3 separate regions of the Homo sapiens genome follow, and regions 1 and 2 are each linked to region 3. The links are chromatin loops, found by intact Hi-C in ENCODE. Cell type or tissue: HCT116. All regions are shown on one strand. Each heading gives the region's core, and the rest is flanking DNA. Links, peaks and the distances in the headings are about the cores only.

What was found. Peaks named below come from ENCODE experiments on the same cell type or tissue, not always from the same donor. Only the 100,000 strongest peaks of a DNase experiment are listed, where the experiment ranks them.
Region 1: a loop joins it to region 3, with 20 times the contacts of the local background. A loop is called at or near these places in 56 of 110 quality-filtered maps.
Region 2: a loop joins it to region 3, with 13 times the contacts of the local background. A loop is called at or near these places in 97 of 110 quality-filtered maps.

What each region holds. Positions count from the first base shown.
Region 1 is chr12:132,150,330-132,157,217 of GRCh38, forward strand. NOC4L (nucleolar complex associated 4 homolog) reads left to right here. Exons shown (of 15, transcript NM_024078.3): 10 at 652-712; 11 at 929-1,039; 12 at 1,155-1,315; 13 at 1,409-1,491; 14 at 1,755-1,868; 15 at 1,953-2,139. The coding sequence ends at 2,072. Among named protein-coding and RNA genes, the nearest start is that of NOC4L, 9.3 kb to the left of the region's middle. RefSeq lists an enhancer at 3,947-4,447. In HCT116, for the core only: a CTCF peak has its summit at 3,707 (motif pointing right); a DNase peak (open chromatin) is centred at 3,709.
Region 2 is chr12:132,522,018-132,527,017 of GRCh38, forward strand. It overlaps FBRSL1 (fibrosin like 1), which reads left to right. Exons shown (of 19, transcript NM_001367871.1): 3 at 3,717-3,806. Among named protein-coding and RNA genes, the nearest start is that of FBRSL1, 34 kb to the left of the region's middle. In HCT116, for the core only: a CTCF peak has its summit at 2,013 (motif pointing left); a DNase peak (open chromatin) is centred at 1,980.
Region 3 is chr12:132,412,006-132,418,893 of GRCh38, forward strand. No RefSeq gene overlaps it. Among named protein-coding and RNA genes, the nearest start is that of MUC8, 59 kb to the right of the region's middle. RefSeq lists a silencer at 2,938-3,076. In HCT116, for the core only: CTCF peaks have their summits at 2,173 (motif pointing left), 3,072 (motif pointing right) and 3,273; a DNase peak (open chromatin) is centred at 3,096; H3K4me3 peaks cover 324 bases; H3K27ac peaks cover 241 bases.

The sequences.
Region 1 (6,888 bases), core at 915-5,914, 260 kb before region 3:
CCTAATCCCCTCGGTGAGTGCCGCCGCCTCGCTCACACCACACCCCTAATCCCCTCGGTGAGTGCCGCCGCCTCGCTCACACCACACCCCTAATCCCCTCGGTGAGTGCCGCCGCCTCGCTCACACCACACCCCTAATCCCCTCGGTGAGTGCCGCCGCCTCGCTCACACCACACCCCTAATCCCCTCGGTGAGTGCCGCCGCCTCGCTCACACCACACCCCTAATCCCCTCGGTGAGTGCCGCCGCCTCGCTCATACCACACCCCTAATCCCCTCGGTGAGTGCCGCCGCCTCGCTCATACCACACCCCTAATCCCCTCGGTGAGTGCCGCCGCCTCGCTCATACCACACCCCTAATCCCCTCGGTGAGTGCCGCCGCCTCGCTCACACCACACCCCTAATCCCCTCGGTGAGTGCCGCCGCCTCGCTCACACCCCCAACCCCCACCCCGCAGCACCTCTTCCCCGATCCCACTGCCTCCACCCCCCACTCCCCTGCCCTGCATGTGGTCTCCAGCTTTGTGTCCGTGGGGGCTGTGGGAGGGGACAGCAGGGGCAGAGGCCACACTCCACAGACTTACACTCAGTGTGGGCAGGGGGTAGGGTGGGAGCGAGGTCACTGCAGCTCCAGCCTGTGTCTGTCTGTCTGCAGGGGGGGCCCTCAGCCTCTTGGCCTTGAACGGGCTGTTCATCTTGATTCACAAACACAACCTGTGAGTGTCACCAGGGGTGCAGGTCTTCTTCCCAGTCTGCCCAGCCCTGCTCCTCTGTCCCCTTCCCACCCTGCCCCACGGGGTCCCCGCTTTCCTCACAGGCCATGGTGTTGGAGTCCCTGGGCGGGAGGAAGGGGCGCCGAGTGAGACCCTGGCCTTGGAGGCCTCAGTTCCCGGGCCCTGCTCCATCCGCTGCTCCTTCCCCCCGGCCCGCAGGGAGTACCCTGACTTCTACCGGAAGCTCTACGGCCTCTTGGACCCCTCTGTCTTTCACGTCAAGTACCGCGCCCGCTTCTTCCACCTGGCTGACCTCTTCCTGTCCTCCTCGTGAGTACCAGGGCACCTGGCTCTGCCCTGCTCTGTGCGGCTGCAGCCTGGGGCCAGGGGAGGGTGGTGGGGGCTAGCAGTCCGGGCCCTGTCTCACAACCACTGCCCTGCCCAGCCACCTCCCCGCCTACCTGGTGGCCGCCTTCGCCAAGCGGCTGGCCCGCCTGGCCCTGACGGCTCCCCCTGAGGCCCTGCTCATGGTCCTGCCTTTCATCTGTAACCTGCTGCGCCGGCACCCTGCCTGCCGGGTCCTCGTGCACCGTCCACACGGCCCTGGTGAGTTGCGGGGCCCTCGGAGGCTGGGCTGGAGCTGGGGCGGGGGTGCCTGGTGCTGTGGACGGCAGACAAGGGCCCACGTCTCATTCCTAGAGTTGGACGCCGACCCCTACGACCCTGGAGAGGAGGACCCAGCCCAGAGCCGGGCCTTGGAGAGCTCCCTGTGGGAGCTTCAGGTGAGGGCGCTGCTGCCACACCCTGGGGCCTCCCGAGCCATCCTTCGGCCCCTCAGAAAGCCCAGCTCCCCGTGCCACCTCCCGCATAGCCTCATGTTGCGTCCCCAGCTGGCCACCTGGGTTTGTGGGTGCTGGGTGCTTGGCCTTCTCACGTGGCTCCGTCCCGACCCCGCCCACTCTGGTTGGGAGCACAGGGAGGCCATGGCTGGGGGCACAGGGCGGGGGCCTGGGGCAGCTGCCTCTTAACGGCCCTACTGCCCCAGGCCCTCCAGCGCCACTACCACCCTGAGGTGTCCAAAGCCGCCAGCGTCATCAACCAGGCCCTGTCCATGCCTGAGGTCAGCATCGCGCCACTGCTGGAGCTCACGGCCTACGAGGTGCGGAACTGGGCCAGGGTGCGAGGGTCTGGGCCACGGGGCGCTGAGCCAAGCCTGAGAGCCGCCGTGCTTTGTGCTTTGCAGATCTTTGAGCGGGACCTGAAGAAGAAGGGGCCCGAGCCGGTGCCACTGGAGTTTATCCCAGCCCAGGGCCTGCTGGGACGGCCGGGTGAACTCTGTGCCCAGCACTTCACGCTCAGCTGACCCTGGCCCACCTGTGAATAAATCTCAGCTGACCCCAGCCCACCTGTGAATAAATGTTTTTGCAGGAGAAAGGCTCAGGGAGTGTGGACTGGGGCGGCTGGATGCCTCTGCCAGGCCGAGGGCCTCACATCTGCCTGAGCCCACCAGGCACATGGCAAAGCGAGGCCCCTGCCGACTCCACAGCCTGGGAGGGGATGGTGGGGAACCTGAGGCGTGGTCTTTCCCAGGGCCTCCGGCCCACCAGTGTCACCGGTCACCCAGCCTCCCTCATCCCCTGGCCCCAGTGACCTCCCTGTTGGCAGAGCTCGGGGCCTCTGCTGAGGTTACACTCCAGACACCTGGGAGGGAGCAGGGTTGGGGGGGTTCTCTCTGCCTGGGTCAGTTGTGGTGGGAGGTGTATGGTGGTGTAGACGGGTATGGTGTGTGTGGGAGTGAGGGGAGGTGGTGTGAGTGGGGGGTCAGTGTGACTGGGGGGAGTTTGGTTGTGAGTGGGGGTGTTGGTGTGAGGGGAGAGTTGGTGTGAATGGGGGGGTGGTGTGTGTGGGGGGTGGGTTAGGATTAGTGTGAATGGGAGGTTGGTTTGAGTGGGGGGTGTTGGTGTCAGTGGGGGGTTGGTGTGAGTCGGGGGTTCCTGTGAGTGTCAGCATCCCACGCTGGCTGTGTCCTGCCGATCTGGCCTTCGTTCTGGGAGCCCCGCGAGGCCCCGGGTGGATGCCGCGTGGAGTTCTGGGTGGATGGTGCGTAGAATTCCGGGTGGGTGCTGTGTAGAGGCCCCGGGTGGATACTGCGTAGAGTTCCGGGTAGATGCTGCGTAGAGTTACAGGCAGTGCCTGGGCCCCTCTGGAGTTCCCTGCCCCCACCCCCGTGGGAGGCCCTGGTCCAGCTGCAGTGGAGTTTCCCCCGCTGTGGGAGGCGCTGGTCCGGCTGCAGCACAGCCTTGTTATCGGGGTGTTTATTTTTAGGGAACCAAATTTATACCAAACAAACTAGGTTTTCTGTCTACACAGTGACCCCCAGTTTCCTTTTGACAGTCTGCTTATTCGAGGACAGGGTGGGATGGGGCACTGGAACAGAGCTTGGTGCGCGTGGGTGTGGCTGGGGAGGGCGGGGAGTGCCTTGGCCGTGGCTTGGGGGTGTCACCCTGCCGGCCCAGCATTGGCCGGGACCCTCCGTGTGCCCAGCGGGGTTTTGGGGGGCAGAGTGATGGTGGAGATGTTGCCTCTGCTCCCAGCATCCCCCTGGCTGCTTCCCTCTGCCCCAGCGGGCTCCTCAAGTGAACTGGCTCCTGCCCCAGGGCCTTTGCACCAGCCACAGCTGTGGCCTCTGCCGCTTTTCCCTGTGTTGCCCTGGTTTGAACGTCCCGTCCCCGTCCCCCCGGGAGGCCTTCCCTGGTACCCCGTGCGTGGTAGTCCTGCACAGGCGCCCCTCCTTCCCCACTCTTCATGCTGTCCCGCCCGAGCCCTCTCAGCACTCCCGCTGCAGCAGGGCAGACAGGGCCCGTCCTCTTGCTGTGTCCCAGGCAGCCTGTCACACCGGGTACGCTCCAGAGCCCTGGCCCCCCTCCCCGCCCTCCTTGGGCTCCTGGGGCAGGGCTGGGCCTAGGTGCTGGCATCCTGAGCTCATGCGGCCACCAGAGGCCGCTGCAGCCTTGCCCAGGCCTGCAGCGCCCGAGCTGCCCTGCTAGGTTTCACCTCGCCGGGGTCTGCAGTATTTCCTGCTCGGATTCAGCCAGGGCCTCCCTCCTGACATCACGGAGGGTTTGTGCTGGGCTGTTAGGCGGATCTCGGATGATGGGCGAGGCCAGGAGGAGAGTGAAAGCGCCTCCGAGTCAGCCAGGCTTGGATTCTGTCGTCAGAGGGGCTCTGTGTCTAGCAACCTCCACGTAACCGTGTTCGGTCCTCTGCTCCCTGTGTTCCCCGCATGAGCCGGGCATGAACAGGGACCTCCTTCACCGCCTGAGGTCCCCTCTCCCTGGCTGGTGACCCCCATCTCTGAGAGCACGGGGACGTCCCCTGTGCTGTGGAGGAGCGTGTGCTCTCCGAGATCCAGGTGCTGCCCCCGAGGAGCGCATGCCCTCTGAAATACAGGTGTTGCCGCCATCCCCGAGAGCACGGGGACGTCCCCTGTGCTGTGGAGGAGCGCCTGCCCTCCCAGATCCAGGTGCTGCCCACCAGGCGGTGTTAGGAGTGCCTCGTCCGCAAGGGCGCCATCCTTGTTAATGGGATTCAGGCCTTTGTAAAAGTGGATTCTTCACGTGGTGCTGAGCCGGCTGCTCTCTGGCCTTTGGCCTCCTGTCAGGTTGGGCGCAGCCAGGAGGCCCTCGCTAGAGGCTGGTGCCTTCATCCTGGACTTCCCGGCCTGCGGAACTGGAGAGAAGACAGTGTCACTTTTTAGAAGTTACCTGCTCTCAGGTAACCTGTAACAGTGGTGCAGACGGACTGAGACACCGTCAGTTCCAGAATCTTAGAGAAATTCCAGGGGCCCCTTCAATCACCTATGAGGCCAATACCCAGCCGGCACCTGCGTGTACCCGGCGGTGTCCTCACTGCACACGGAGAACAGCGCCGCACCAGTGGGGCCTCTCTCCCCCTGTGCTTCCCCCGCTCCCTCTCTGTCTTGTCTCTCCCTCTCCTCCCGTCCCCCGATTCCGGGTCTCCCTTCAGGAAATGAACGCGGCTGCCGGACAGTGAAGTCACAGCTACATCCGTAATGAGGGATAGCTGAAGAGCTGTGGAGCGCGCGTTCCGGCGATAAGGGACGCTGGAGCGTTTAATTGGCGTTGAGGAAATCAGCTGCGGAGAATCAGCAGTCGTTTCCCGAGCGTCGGTCGTGCTGGGAGCTGTGGCGAAGGCCCCGGCGGTAAGCGATTCCCGCTGGACAGCGAGGAGCGTGTCCGTTCCCTGCGGTGTCTGGGTCTTCCCCCACTGGGGCCAGCAGCCCACGGTGAAGGCCATGCCGGTCTCCAACGGCGCGGGCTCCACTCCCGGCTGGGAGGGTGGCACGGCCCCAGGCCTCAGTTGTCCCATCTGCAGAGTGTGCTGCCAGGGTCTATGCTCAGAAAGTGACTTCAGAACGTAGCGGTGTGGAACTGCAGCAGCACTGATTTCGCTCGTGAACCTGCAGTGTGGACTTGGTGGGGACGGCTCGCCTGCACTCCGGGTGGCAGGAGGTAGAGTTGGGTGTTGGGGGCTGGGGTCGTTAGAGCTCACCATGCAACATGACACACACCGCTACATACACACCACTACACACACTAGATACACCACTACACACACCACTACACACACTACACACACCACTACACACACACACTACACACACTACACCACTACACACACCACTACACACACTACACGCACACAGTACACACACCACTACACACACTACACGCACACAGTACACACACCACTACACACACTACACACACCACTACACACACACACCACTACACACACTAGATACACCACTACACACACCACTACTCACACTACACGCACAGTACACACACCACTACACACTACATACAAACCACTACACACACTACACACACACACCACTACACGCACACACTACACACACCACTACACACACACTACATACACCACTACACACACCACTACACATACTACACACACAGTACACACACCACTACACACTACATACAAACCACTACACACACTACACACACACACCACTACACGCACACTACACACACCACTACATATACCACTACACACACCACTACACACACACTACATACAAACCACTACACACACCACTACACACTACATACCACTACACACACCACTACACACACTACACGCACACACTACACACACCACTACACACACACACTGCATACACCACTACACACACACCGCTACACACTACACGCACACAGTACACACACCACTACACACACACTACATACAAACCACTACACGCACACTACACACACCACACACACACCACACACACCATTACACACACTACACTACACACACCACTACACACACACCACTGCATACACACTACATACACCACTACACACACTACACACACTACACACACTACACACACAACCACTACACACACACTACACGCACACACTACACACACAACCACTACACGTACCACTACACACTACACACAACCACTACACACACCACTACACACACACCACTACATACACCACTACACACACCACTACACACACCACTACACACACTACACGCACAGTACACACACTACACACACAACATACAAACCACTACACACACTACACACACCACTACACACACACTACACACACCACTACACACACACACTACACACACTACACACACACCACTACACACCACTGCATACACACCACTGCATACACCACTACACACACCACTACACGCCACTACACACTACACACACCACTACACACAACACACAACCACTACACACACACTACACACACCACTACACGCACACACTACACACACCACTACACACACTACACACAACCACTACACACACCACTACACACGCACCACTACACACACGCACCACTACACACTACACACACACCACTACACACACACCATTACACACTACACACACCACTATGCACACACATACACACCACTACACACACATTACGCTACACACACACTACACACACTACAGGCACACACTACACCACTACACACACACTACACACATTACACACACTACACACTCCACTATGCACACACTACACATACACCACTACACACACACCATTACACACACTACACACACCACTACACGCACACACTACACACAC
Region 2 (5,000 bases), core at 1-5,000, 110 kb after region 3:
TGTGTATGCAGCCAGCGTGGCCCCTCAGCCTGCCGGCGCCTGTGGGTCTGCGTGGGTCTCTGTGTGCAGCCGGCGCGGCCCCTCAGCCTGGGGTGGTGTGTGTGCCTGCGGGTCTCCGTGCACCCTAGAGGGTTTCCTGGCTGCATGGCGGGGCCACTGCTGGCTCCCGTCTCTCTGGCCCCTTCCCAGCAACAGGACAGCTCAAGGGCACTAGAACCGGACAGGCCAGGCCGCACCTGAGCCCCCGACTGAGCCCGAGCCTCCCAGTGGAACCATGTTTCTGTGGGCAACCCAGAGGCAGTGATTTTTGGACGTGCAGCCTGGAGCTGGGGGACGGTGTGGAGGGAGGGGGTTGGTGAGGGGAGGGGACCTTGGGGGAGGGGCTCTGTGCGCCTGGAGCCACCATGTTCCTACGGTTACTGCCAGAACCCTCAGGGCCCCAGTGCTCCTGGTCCCACCAGCGGCTGGTCTGCGGCTGCCCAGTGGAGTGCAGCTTGTAGGAGCAGGTTGCTGAGGGTTCAGGAAATTTGAAGCCGGCTGTTAAACTGTTAGTGGCTTCCATCAGCTTTGGTTTGGATACTGACGTCACAGAAACTGACAGGCGCTCCATGCTGGCCCACAGGGAGCTGTTCCTCCTGCCCTGCTCCTGCTGCACGCCCCACCTGCTGACATAACTGGACAGACTCAGCCTTCCTTCCCCACCCCAGGAAGCACAGGCTTGGTGGAGCAGCAGGGTGCCCTGTGAGGAGGGCAACTCAGGGCTGCAGTGTGTGTGCTGGGCCGTTGGTGCCGTCAGTGAGCTGTGTCCGGGGCCCTCCCCGGCCTGCGCTGCCTTTCCCCCCGCACCTGCCGCCTGGCAGACGGAGCCACCTTCTGTGTGCACTGGGAACAGTCACTCCTTTGTCACTCTAGGGGGGGCAGGGGCTTGGGTCGGCTCTGCTCACTGCCCAGAACGGTACCTGGCTCGTCAGGGCTCCATAAGCATCGGTTGGACGGGTGGACAGATAGGTGGGCAGACCACAAGGCTGGGGTGGGCACAGGTGCAGTAGCTCCTGCCCACCCTCCAGGGCAAAAGGGGCCCCCTCTGGCCCCAGACGTGGACTTGTCATCCAGGGACTGTGATCTTGTCCCTCCAGCTCCTGCTGGGAGTGGACGTGTGGCCTCCCCGGCCCCTGGTGTGGCTGGCAGCACTGAGAAGCGGCTGGGCTGAGGGCAGCCACCTTGGCTGTTTGAGGTCCTGCCTGGGGACAGAGTGGGGTGACCAGGACACAGATTCCCAGTTCTACAGGGTTTTTCGAGACGTGGGACTTTCAGAGCTAAAACCGGCCACCCGAGGAAGGGGAAGAGACCCCACCCCACGACCGGCCTGGCCACCTTTCAGGGCCTCCGGGTTTGGGAGGAGCACACGCAGGGCAGCCCACCGAGCCCCTCTGTGGCATGGGGGTGACGCGTTCCATCTGCGCCCAGCCCTGACCGGAGGTGGCTTTTGTGTGGGTGTGAAGTGTAGAGAGGTGCCCTACTCCTCACGGCTCAGCTGTGTGGGTGTTTCCGACCCACCTCCCTTCCCATCGGCCAGGTGTCCTTGGGCAGTGAGCAGCCTGCACCACTATACTCAGCAGCCCTGTGGCAGCCTTTCCCATCGCTGCCAGGTACTGCCCTGAGCCTCTGTCCCTAGAAGTGAGTGCAGGGCTCATGGGGCCATCGCCAATGGTCAGACTCCCCAGGGGGCCGGTGATACACGGTTCCTGGAGCGGGCTGGAAACTCATTCCTTGCAGGCTCTGGGAGACGATGATGCATTCCCGGGACCCCGCGTTGAGAACCGCTAGGAGTGGGACACGTGGCTTCCTGCAGAGGTGGACAGAACCCCTGATGGCCCCAGCAGGGCAGCAAGTGTGGGACCCGGTGGGCAGGGCTGCCCAGCTGGGACCGTGGTGCCAGCTCCGGGGGTGAGAAAGGAGAGGTTGTGAGAGTCCAGCTGGTGACAACAGTGACCCCTGGTGGCCTGGAAGGTGCCGGCCCCGGGCTCTGCTGCACAGGCCGTGCCTCCACCTAAACCTCATTGCACCGAGGGGCCCTGCCAGGGTTCCCGAATGTTACAGTTACAGATGCCGAAACTGAGGCTGGGGCAGGCCAGTCGCTTGCCCGAGGCCACAGTGCCAGGAAGAGCCGGGCAGCCTGGCCAGGGCCTGTGAGGGCTACTGTGCAGCTGAGCAGGTCACTAGCCCACCACCCTGCCCCCGGCTCCCGCCCAGTAAGGCTCAGACTCCTCGGGGCTGCATCCCTGCCCGGCCAGGGCCTCCTCCAGTGTGGGTGCCTGCTACTGTGCGGCTTGATGGACCTCATGGGCCGGGGGCATTTGACCTCAGGGGCCTGGGTGACATCCCTTAATTCGCACTGGCACCGTCTGCCTTGTGTGCACCCTGTCAGCCACCCAGGGAGGCCTGTTGCTGCAGGAGGTGCACAGAGCGGGCCTCTGGCTGAGCCGAAGGTCGGCAGGGAGCCAGGCTCATGGCTGCAGCGAGCCACACCAGCCAGTCCTGGGACGGGTTTCCCCGGGCTGGGGCGTGCTCCTGACTTGGATGACTCAAAGTAAAGAACCTCACCAGGGGCCCTGGCATGCGAGGCCTGGGGGCCCAGATGTGCTGGGGCGTGTCACTACAAGGTGCAGAATTGTTCCAGATCCAAGTTGGCCAGAGAGGGAGACCGCTGGGCTTCCACGTGAGTCTGGGCGCTGGCTGTGCAGGGGCGTCCCTGCTGGGCGCTGGCCAGCAGGAGCTCTGGCCTCTCACTTCCCTCAGCTTTGTGCAGGTTTGAAATTATTTCCAAGTAAAAAAAGTAAATACATGCAGGGCTCGGGGTCTGGTCCCTGCATGGTCACTTAACCTGTCTGCGCCTCTGTTTTCTCATCCGTGAAATGTAAAGGAAAATAGTTTCTACTCGGGGCCACCGTGTGAGCAAATGTGTGAGTGTGTGCAAAGCGCCCGGGCCAGGCCCTGGCACGCATCGGCGCCCATGTTGGCTGGTGTCAGGGGTGGTGGCGGTGGGCGTGGGGCGTGGGGGTGGGGTGAAGGGAGTATGGGTGCTCCCTTCAGCAGGTGATGAAACTGAGGCACGGGGAGGCCGAGCAGTGGCCCAAGGGCCCATGGCCAGGGTCAGGCAGGTCCCACCACCACCTCGCTGCTTGCTCTGGCATGGAGCCGACCGAAGGAGGTGCTGTGGGCACAGCCAGGGGACAGTGGGTGGCACTGAGGCTCGACCTGGAGGTCATAGCCCTGTACAGCCAGATGGGGTGGTGCGAACCAGCCAGGGTGTGGGTGGAGGCCCTGCCTGTGGTCCCTAGCACCCCCAGGATGCCTTCAAAGTCAGCGGCTTGTGGAAGGGGCGGCTCCAAGCACGTGGCGGTTCTCGTGTCACTGAGCCGGTGGGTCCTGGGTAGGTCCTCCCCGTCCTGGTAGAGTGTGTTATCAGTGTGTGCGCTGTCAGCTGGGATGGCATTCCTGGCTGTGCAGAGCTCTGTCCTGCTGCTGCTCCCGCCCCCAGACCAGGACCCAGCCCACCACAGCTCGTCACATCCCAAAGCGCCCAGCGGCTGTCGGGGCGCCTGGGGCCGGGGTGCTGGGGTGCCGGGAGCAGGCATGTAGCCCTAGCCAGGGGGCCCCGATGCGGACGCGGTGAGGTGGGGGTTTGCCTGAGACAGTGTCTCTCTCTGTCCCAGATGAAGGTCACCGTGTCCAAAGGGGGCGACCGGGACAGTGACGACGACAGCGTCCTCGAAGCCACCAGCTCCCGGGACCCGCTCAGCGATGTGAGTACCCAGCTGCCCGCGCCCGGAGGCTCCGAGTCTGGGCCGCCTGCCCGCTGCGCCCCGCACAAGGGCGTCCAGTCCGAGTCTGGGCCGCCTGCCCACTGTGCCCTGCACAAGGGCGTCCAGTCCGAGTCTGGGCCCCCTGCCCGCTGCACCCTGCACAAGGGCGTCCAGGAAGCCGCTGGTTAGGGTCCGGTTTCCCACCAAGGCTTTGTCTTAGCAATGAGCATTTTGCCTTCGTTAAAGCGTGATTTTTTACTCATTAGGACTTTCCCATTAGGAGAGATTTAAATGAAGAAATGGTGAGTGAGCTGGCAGGAGCCCAGAGGCCAAAACGTTAAGCCTTGGACGCTGTGCCTGCACTGCTGGCCTGTGGGTGGAGGGCAGGCGGACGGCCGCCGAGTCTTGAGATGGGCACTGGCGGGGCAGTGGGGAGGTTTCTGCTGACTGGAACTTGAGGCATCTCATTATCATTTAAATGAAGGCCTCACTGCCCGGCTCCCCATCTTGTTGCCACAAGTTAGGAAAATAGGCTGGGAATTACCTGGGACTGCCGCTGCCTTGGTTTGTCCTCTAATTGCCAGCCCCTGGTGAAGGAAGTCACATTCTGGGCACAATGCAGCAGCTGGGGCTGAGGCTCAAACTCAGGGCAACGAAGGCCCTCCCACCCCTCTGGCAGCTGGGAGCTGGCGGGTGGGCCCATCGGGACCCAGGGCCTTGGGCTCTGTCCCCTGACATCCTGGGGCCCTTCAGGAGCTGACCTGTCCCCGGCAAGGGTCTGTCTTGGGAAGGGGAGGGGGTGTCCTCCCTGACTCTGCAGTGGGGGTTGTGGATTGATTTGGGAGAGTGGAGGACTGCCGTCAGCTGGCCCCAAAGCCCTCCTTTTCTTCCTCTGCCTTGCCCCTCAGAGGGGGTGTTGGATCTTTGCATCTGCCCCCCACTCCTCAGGGGGCTCTGGACCCTCCCTGTGAGCCCCACTTGCCCAGCTCAGTGACCCACCCCATCCACTACAGCAGCCCTGAGCCTGTTTCCCCACCCCTCCTGCTGGGGGAGGCCCTGGTGGTCTGAGTGTGTAGCTGGTGTGATCCATACCTCTGTCCTGAAGACCTCACAACACCCACTCGAGCCAGAGGGATCCAAGGGTGTGGGGGACCTCAGCAGCCCCTGCAGGCCAGAGGGATCCCCACCAGAGGT
Region 3 (6,888 bases), core at 924-5,923:
ATCTGGGGGAGTCCAGCCGGGGGTCACAGGGTCTGGGGGTGACAGCCAAGAAGGCTAGGGGTGTGGGCAAGGGGGTCTGCGGTGTCGGCCAGGGGGTCTGAGGTTTCCTGCTGGGGAGTCTGGGGGCCAGGGGGTCTGGGATGTGGGCCACAGGGTCTGGGGGTGTCTGGCTGGGGGTCTGAGGGTGTCAGTCAAGGGGTGCATGGGTGTCCGACTGGGGTCTGGGGTGTCAGTGGGGGCCTGGGATGTCAGTGGGGCCTGGGGTGTCAGTGGGGTCTGGGGTGTCAGTGGGGTCTGGGATGTCAGTGGGGTCTGGGGTGTCAGTGGGATCTGGGGTGTCAGTGGGGTCTGAGGTGTCAGTGGGATCTGGGGTGTCAGTGGGGTCTGAGGTGTCAGTGGGATCTGGGGTGTCAGTGGGGTCTGGGGTGTCAGTGGGGTCTGGGGTGTCAGTGGGGCCTGGGGTGTCAGTGGGATCTGGGGTGTCAGTGGGGCCTGGGATGTCAGTGGGGCCTGGGGTGTCAGTGGGGCCTGGGGTGTCAGTGGGGTCTGGGATGTCAGTGGGGGCCTGGGATGTCAGTGGGGTCTGGGGTGTCAGTGGGGTCTGGGGTGTCAGTGGGATCTGGGGTGTCAGTGGGGTCTGAGGTGTCAGTGGGATCTGGGGTGTCAGTGGGGTCTGGGGTGTCAGTGGGATCTGGGGTGTCAGTGGGGTCTGGGGTGTCAGTGGGGTCTGGGATGTCAGTGGGGTCTGGGGTGTCAGTGGGGTCTGGGGTGTCAGTGGGGCCTGGGGTGTCAGTGGGATCTGGGGTGTCAGTGGGGTCTGGGATGTCAGTGGGGTCTGGGATGTCAGTGGGGGCCTGGGATGTCAGTGGGGTCTGGGGTGTCAGTGGGGCCTGGGGTGTCAGTGGGGCCTGGGATGTCAGTGGGGTCTGGGGTGTCAGTGGGGGCCTGGGGTGTCAGTGGGGCCTGGGGTGTCAGTGGGGCCTAGGATGTCAGTGGGATCTGAGGTGTCAGTGGGGGTCTGGGGGTGTCAGTGGGGGCCTGGGATGTCAGTGGGGCCTGGGATGTCAGTGGGGCCTGGGGTGTCAGTGGGGCCTGGGGTGTCAGTGGGGGCCTGGGATGTCAGTGGGGCCTGGGATGTCAGTGGGGGCCTGGGATGTCAGTGGGGCCTGGGGTGTCAGTGGGGCCTGGGGTGTCAGTGGGGTCTGGGATGTCAGTGGGGTCTGGGATGTCAGTGGGGGCCTGGGATGTCAGTGGGGTCTGGGGTGTCAGTGGGGCCTGGGGTGTCAGTGGGGCCTGGGATGTCAGTGGGGTCTGGGGTGTCAGTGGGGGCCTGGGGTGTCAGTGGGGCCTGGGGTGTCAGTGGGGCCTGGGATGTCAGTGGGATCTGAGGTGTCAGTGGGGGTCTGGGGGTGTCAGTGGGGGCCTGGGATGTCAGTGGGGCCTGGGATGTCAGTGGGGCCTGGGGTGTCAGTGGGGCCTGGGGTGTCAGTGGGGGCCTGGGATGTCAGTGGGGCCTGGGATGTCAGTGGGGGCCTGGGATGTCAGTGGGGCCTGGGATGTCAGTGGGGCCTGGGATATCAGTGGGGTCTGGGGTGTCAGTGGGGCCTGGGATGTCAGTGGGGCCTGGGATATCAGTGGGGTCTGGGGTGTCAGTGGGGCCTGGGGTGTCAGTGGGGGCCTGGGGTTGTCAGTGGGGCCTGGGGTGTCAGTGGGGTCTGGGGTGTCAGTGGGGGCCTGGGGGTGTCAGTGGGGGTCTGAGGTGTCAGTGGGGGTCTGGGGTGTCAGTGGGGGTCTGGGGGTGCCATGTTAACCACTGTAGGCTGTCCTGCAGAGCTGCCTGGGCTGTTTTAGGACGTTGAGGTTCCAGAGCAGCAGGAGGTTCCCAGAAGACAAGCTGGGCTCCAGCACCAGGACCTGGGGTTTCTGGCCCAGAGACCACAGCCCTGTCTGTGCCGGGCGCTGAGGGTACGGCAGGTCGTCCTGGCGGCCTTCTTGCCAGTCCTGTCAGGTATCAGGAGCCTAAGAGGCTGGTGAGGGGCTGCCTGCCCACCCTTGCTGACTCCGGAGGGTAACCCAGCTCCTGCCCCGTCCTGGCCCTGCTCTCCGGAGTGGGCTGTGGTCGGTGGTCCAGGGCCACAGAGCGCTGCTACCCTCTAGTGGGTACCTGGGGTCCTGCAGCTCAGAACCGCGACCCCAGCCCACGGGAGTCTCTGCGTCCACGCACCTGGACGTCCTCCTGCGGCAGGCGCCCCGGAGGCCCCTCCAGTGTTCCCACCTCAGCTCCCGGGAAGACCTCAGGGTCTCCCCCCACCAAGGCGCTTCCCCCAAGGGCCCTCCCTGCAGCCCGGGACCCGCCACACCCTGTCCCAGCTGCCGCCCCGTGCTCGGTGATTTCGAAGGACACTGGCTGAGGTTTCTACACTATCCCTCAACCGGGGGCTCCTCCAGCGACCACAGTGGAGTGGAGGGTCTGGGGCCTCCGTCCAGGCTGCGGTGGTCCATCCCTCTGCAAGCCGCTGTTTCTGGGCTCCACGCTCTGGCTTCGGAAGTGGGAGCGAGTGTTGAAATCCAGCCACCTTCGGGGGAAGGCCAGTAGCTGGGGTCCCGCCCTGCAGGCCTGTCCCGGCGTACAGAGCAGGTGACAGCTTCCAGGAGAAGGTGTGTTCTGGGGCTTGAAGGTGCCGGCGTGCAGGGAACAGCAGGTCACAGAGCCCCTGGAGACCCAGGCAGGAGGCAGACCCCACCTAGGCCCGGGTCGCACGCAGGGCAGGGCAGAGGCTGTGGGAGCCGGGAGGAGGCCCGGGGTCTGGGGAGCCCTGCCCCACCCCAGGGAGCTGTGGAGCACCCCCGACCAGGCGTGGGTGAGGCTCTCCCCTCGTTTCACGGCCGCCATGCACAACCCGGGGCCCCCGTGGGTCTGGGGCCAGGACCCAGTTTCCCTGAGGTTGAGTCTCTGTGATTTCTCCTCCAGCAGAGAGAAGGGCCTGGGCCTCGGCACCTGCACCCCTGGCACAGGGACAGTTCTGGGAAGGGCGTGGTGCCCGTCCTGGTGGCTGGAGGACGGGACTGACCCTCTGGCCACTAGGGGTCTCTCTTGCTCCGCTCTGTGCCAGAGCCGTCGCCAGGAGCCCTGGGATCCGGAACTGGGGCAGAATCCAGGAGCAGGGTGGGCCCCGAGCTCTCAGGCAGCGCTGCGGCTCCGCCCACGGCCCCTGGCAGAGTCACTCAGCCCCAGGGGCCCGAGGATGCCCCCACACACACCTGGCATGGTCGGGGTCTCTACACCTGGCATGGGGCTCCCCGAGGCTGGCTCAAGGCTGGTGGGGCCAGGGAGTCTGCATTCCTGACGTGCTCCCAGGTGACGTGGATGCTGCTGTTGAGGGACCCCAGCTGGAGAAGCCCGGTCCCAGGTGTACCCCCCTCCCCACCCCGGCAGCTAGGCCTCTGCCTGAGAACCGCCTCAGGATCTGTCCCTGCCCAAAGTGCTTCCCCAGCTCTACGGGTACAGACTCCTGGTGCTCTCCTGGCCCTGCACCTCTCCACCCTCTGCCAAGGGTGTCCCGTCCCATAGCCCTGAGGCAGCAGCTCCCTCTCGGATGAGCCACACCACCAGCTCCGTCTCCCGTGCCCTGGGGTCCTGGCAAGTGTCCTGGGGCCGGCGGAGCTGCCGCCCCATCCTCAGGCTGCAGAGGGTGACACGGCCATTTGTCCAGGCTCCCCACCAGGCCCCTGCAAGGACAGTGCGGAAGGTCGGCTGTGGTGGCCTCTGGTGAAGGATGTCCCCTCCCCCAGGAAGTCAGGGGCCCCTTGCCCTCACTGTAGCAAACACACACCCGGGACCCTCTCCCAAAGTCACGGCCACAGCCAGGCTGGGGAGGGCACGGCTCCCACCCCACTGGAGGACGGGGCTGCAGGGCTGTCACATGTGAGAACCTGGTCACGGTGGCGTCTCTGGGGACCAGGCAGGAGTGTCCAGAGAAGAAAATAGACTCACTTCCCATCGTTTTCCCTTTTCTGCAGCTTAAGTTATATTTGACCCAAGGCCAGAGCTCAGTGAGGTGCCCTGGCCTTTTCAAGGAGAGGACGTATTCATTGCGCCACTCCAAGTTTGCCAAGTGCAAATGGCTGCTCTCATGACCGCCGCTGACTGGCTCCCAGCACGGCTTGAGCTGTTCTCTAAAAGGACGTCAGGCCAGCCTAATGATTAAGGCCAGCTCGGGGCAGGTGGGTGGCCTTCCCAGGCAGGACCGCCCTAGCAGCCTGGCCCCAGAGCCCTGGAAACCTGGTCAGCAACTCTGTCCTGGCCTCCCAGAGAGGCCCCCATGCCCGGGGGATCCGAGTGTCCCGGCTCCCGGCTGCCTAACGAGCCACCTGGAACTTAGTAACAGCCCACCCCATCCTCGCGAGTGAGAAGGATTCTTGGTTACAGGTGAGCCACAGCCCACCCAGCTTCGAGCCAGGGCAGGGGCCATCTCCAGATGTGGGGAGGGGTGCAGGTCCCGGGTTCTGAGGTTTGGAGGAGCACGTGGGGACACGGCGGCAGCCGTCTCTGGAAACACGACTGTCTGTGGTTTGAGGAACGCGTTGCCACTTCCCGATCCCGGACAGAGCCTTCTGCTGGACAACAGGCCACAGACGCAGCCAGTGCCCCCAGCCTGAGACCCCCACTCAAATCCAGCAGACCCTGAGGAAGGAGAGCTCAGGCCGAGAGAGGAAGGGAGGGGGCCCGGTCAGGTCTCTGGAGTTTAGACCTCATCCCTAGAGGGAGGGGGGCAGCAGAGGGTCCTCCCTCCCCACCCCACAGTGGGCTCCTACAGCAGGAGAGGCCTCTAAAAAGACTGATGGCCGGCAGCACCCAGTGTGGGAAGGGCCCCACACCCCGGGGGTCAAGGCCAGAGGGCGCAGAATGGCCCCTGAGGGATTATAGCCCGGGGCCCTGACGCTCCCTTGCTGCCTAGTGCTACTGCCTTGGCCCACCCCTGCCAGCCCCCAACACCCAGGGGTCCGCATGGAGCCCCCCACCCCCTTGCTGGCGGCAGCCCCAAAGAGGCAGGGCAGGGGGTTCTCAGCCAAGGCTGACCAGTAGCTCAGCGGGGCCCCGAGTCCCGCCGTGGCCATGCCACCAACCTGGAACCAGGCCTGGTGGGCAGGAGGTAGAAACGGACAGATCCCACCTACCTCTGCCAAGACCACACGCTGAAGCCAAACGCCTCCCACCCACCCAGCCCCACGGTGGTCCAGCCACCGTCCCGGTCTCTGCATCAGGGTCCTCTGTCCCAGCACAGCCAATAGCTTGAAATGACACCTCCACTACGTTGTTCACAGTGCTGGGGTCAGGGACTCAGGGGGCCTGGCTGGGGGGTCCTCACTGGGGTCTCTCGTGTTGTGCCGCTGGCCAGGGCTGTGTCCTATGAGGGTGACTGGGCCGGACGTGGGAAACCACTGGCCCAGTTGCTGGCTGGGCACTCCCTGGCTTGGTGGGGGTCTCCCCAAGGTCCCCCACACAGTGGTCCCGGGGTCAGAATCCTCAGGCAGTGGCCACCCCTGCAGTGCAGTGGCTCCAAGAACCAGGCAGAGGCCTTGGGCCTTTCAAGAGCCGGCCGCGGGACTAAGCCCACAGTGTCACCCCTCCACGGTCCACAAAGTCAGGAACGGCCGGACCCAGCTCTGTGGGAAGCATGGCAAAGCCAATGGGTACAGATTTCAGCACCGCCCCAGCCTCCTGCCTGTCCCCTGCCTGTCCCCTCCTCCCACGGCCCAGCCTCCTGCCCAGCTGGAGCTGAAACCAACACCTCATGTGCTTAGACCCACAGCACCTTCCTGCTTGCAGGTGAAAGCCCGAGCCAGGGCCTGCAGAGCCTGCGGGACCGGCCCAGCTTCCCCTCTGGCCTCTCACTGTGCTGCCCCGGCCGTGGCTGCACCACCTGCTCTGCTGCAGACACTTGGAGCTCTCCCACCGCCAGGCCCTTCCCCGCCTGCTCCTCCTGGCTCTCCATGCGGCCAGATCTCGCTCCGTGCGATCCGTGTGTCTGGCGTGGTCTCGTGCACACCTTTGCTTCCCATCTACTCTGTCCCCACAGGGATCTGAGGCAGTGGGACTTGTCCTCTGGTTTCCAGCTACTTCCCCAGCAGCTGGAAGGCTGCCTGGCACTTACAGGCAGAGCATCCCTCCTGCAAAAATCCAAAATCAGAACGCTCCGGAATCTGAAACTTTTTGCGTACTGGCATGAGCTCGGATGAAATGCATGAAATGCCCATTGGAAGAGTTTGCATTTCAGAGTGGATTTTCAGATGAGGGATGCTTAACTGAATAAGTACAAGTCAAATATCTAAAATCAAAAAAGATTACAGGTGCGGTGGCCCACACCTGTAATCCCAGCCCTTTGGGAGGCTGAGGTGGGAGGATTGCTTGAGCCCAAGAGTTCAAGACCAGCCTGGGCAACATAGTCAAACCCTATCTCTACAAAAAATAAATGACTAGCCAGGTGTGGTGGCACGTGCCTGTAGTCCCAGCTACTTGGGAGGCTGAGGTGGGAGGATCGTTGAAGCGATCAGGTCAAGGCTGCTGTCAGCTGTGATTGCACCAGTGCACTCCAGCCTGGGCAACACAGCAAGACCCTGTCTGAAAAAGAAAGAAAGAAAGAGAAGAAGGAAGGAAGGAAGGAGAGAGAAAGAGAGAAAGAAAGAGAAGAAAGAAGGAAGGAAAGAAAGAAGGAGAGAGAAAGAGAGAAAGAAAGGGAAAGAAAGAAAGATGGAAGGAAGGAAGAAGAAAGAGAGAAAGAAAGAAAGAAAAGAAAGAAGGAAGGAAGGAAAGGAAAAAAGGAAGGAAAGGAAGGAAGGAAGGAAGGAAGGAAGGAAGGAAGGAAAGGCAGGCAGAATCCAGGGCTC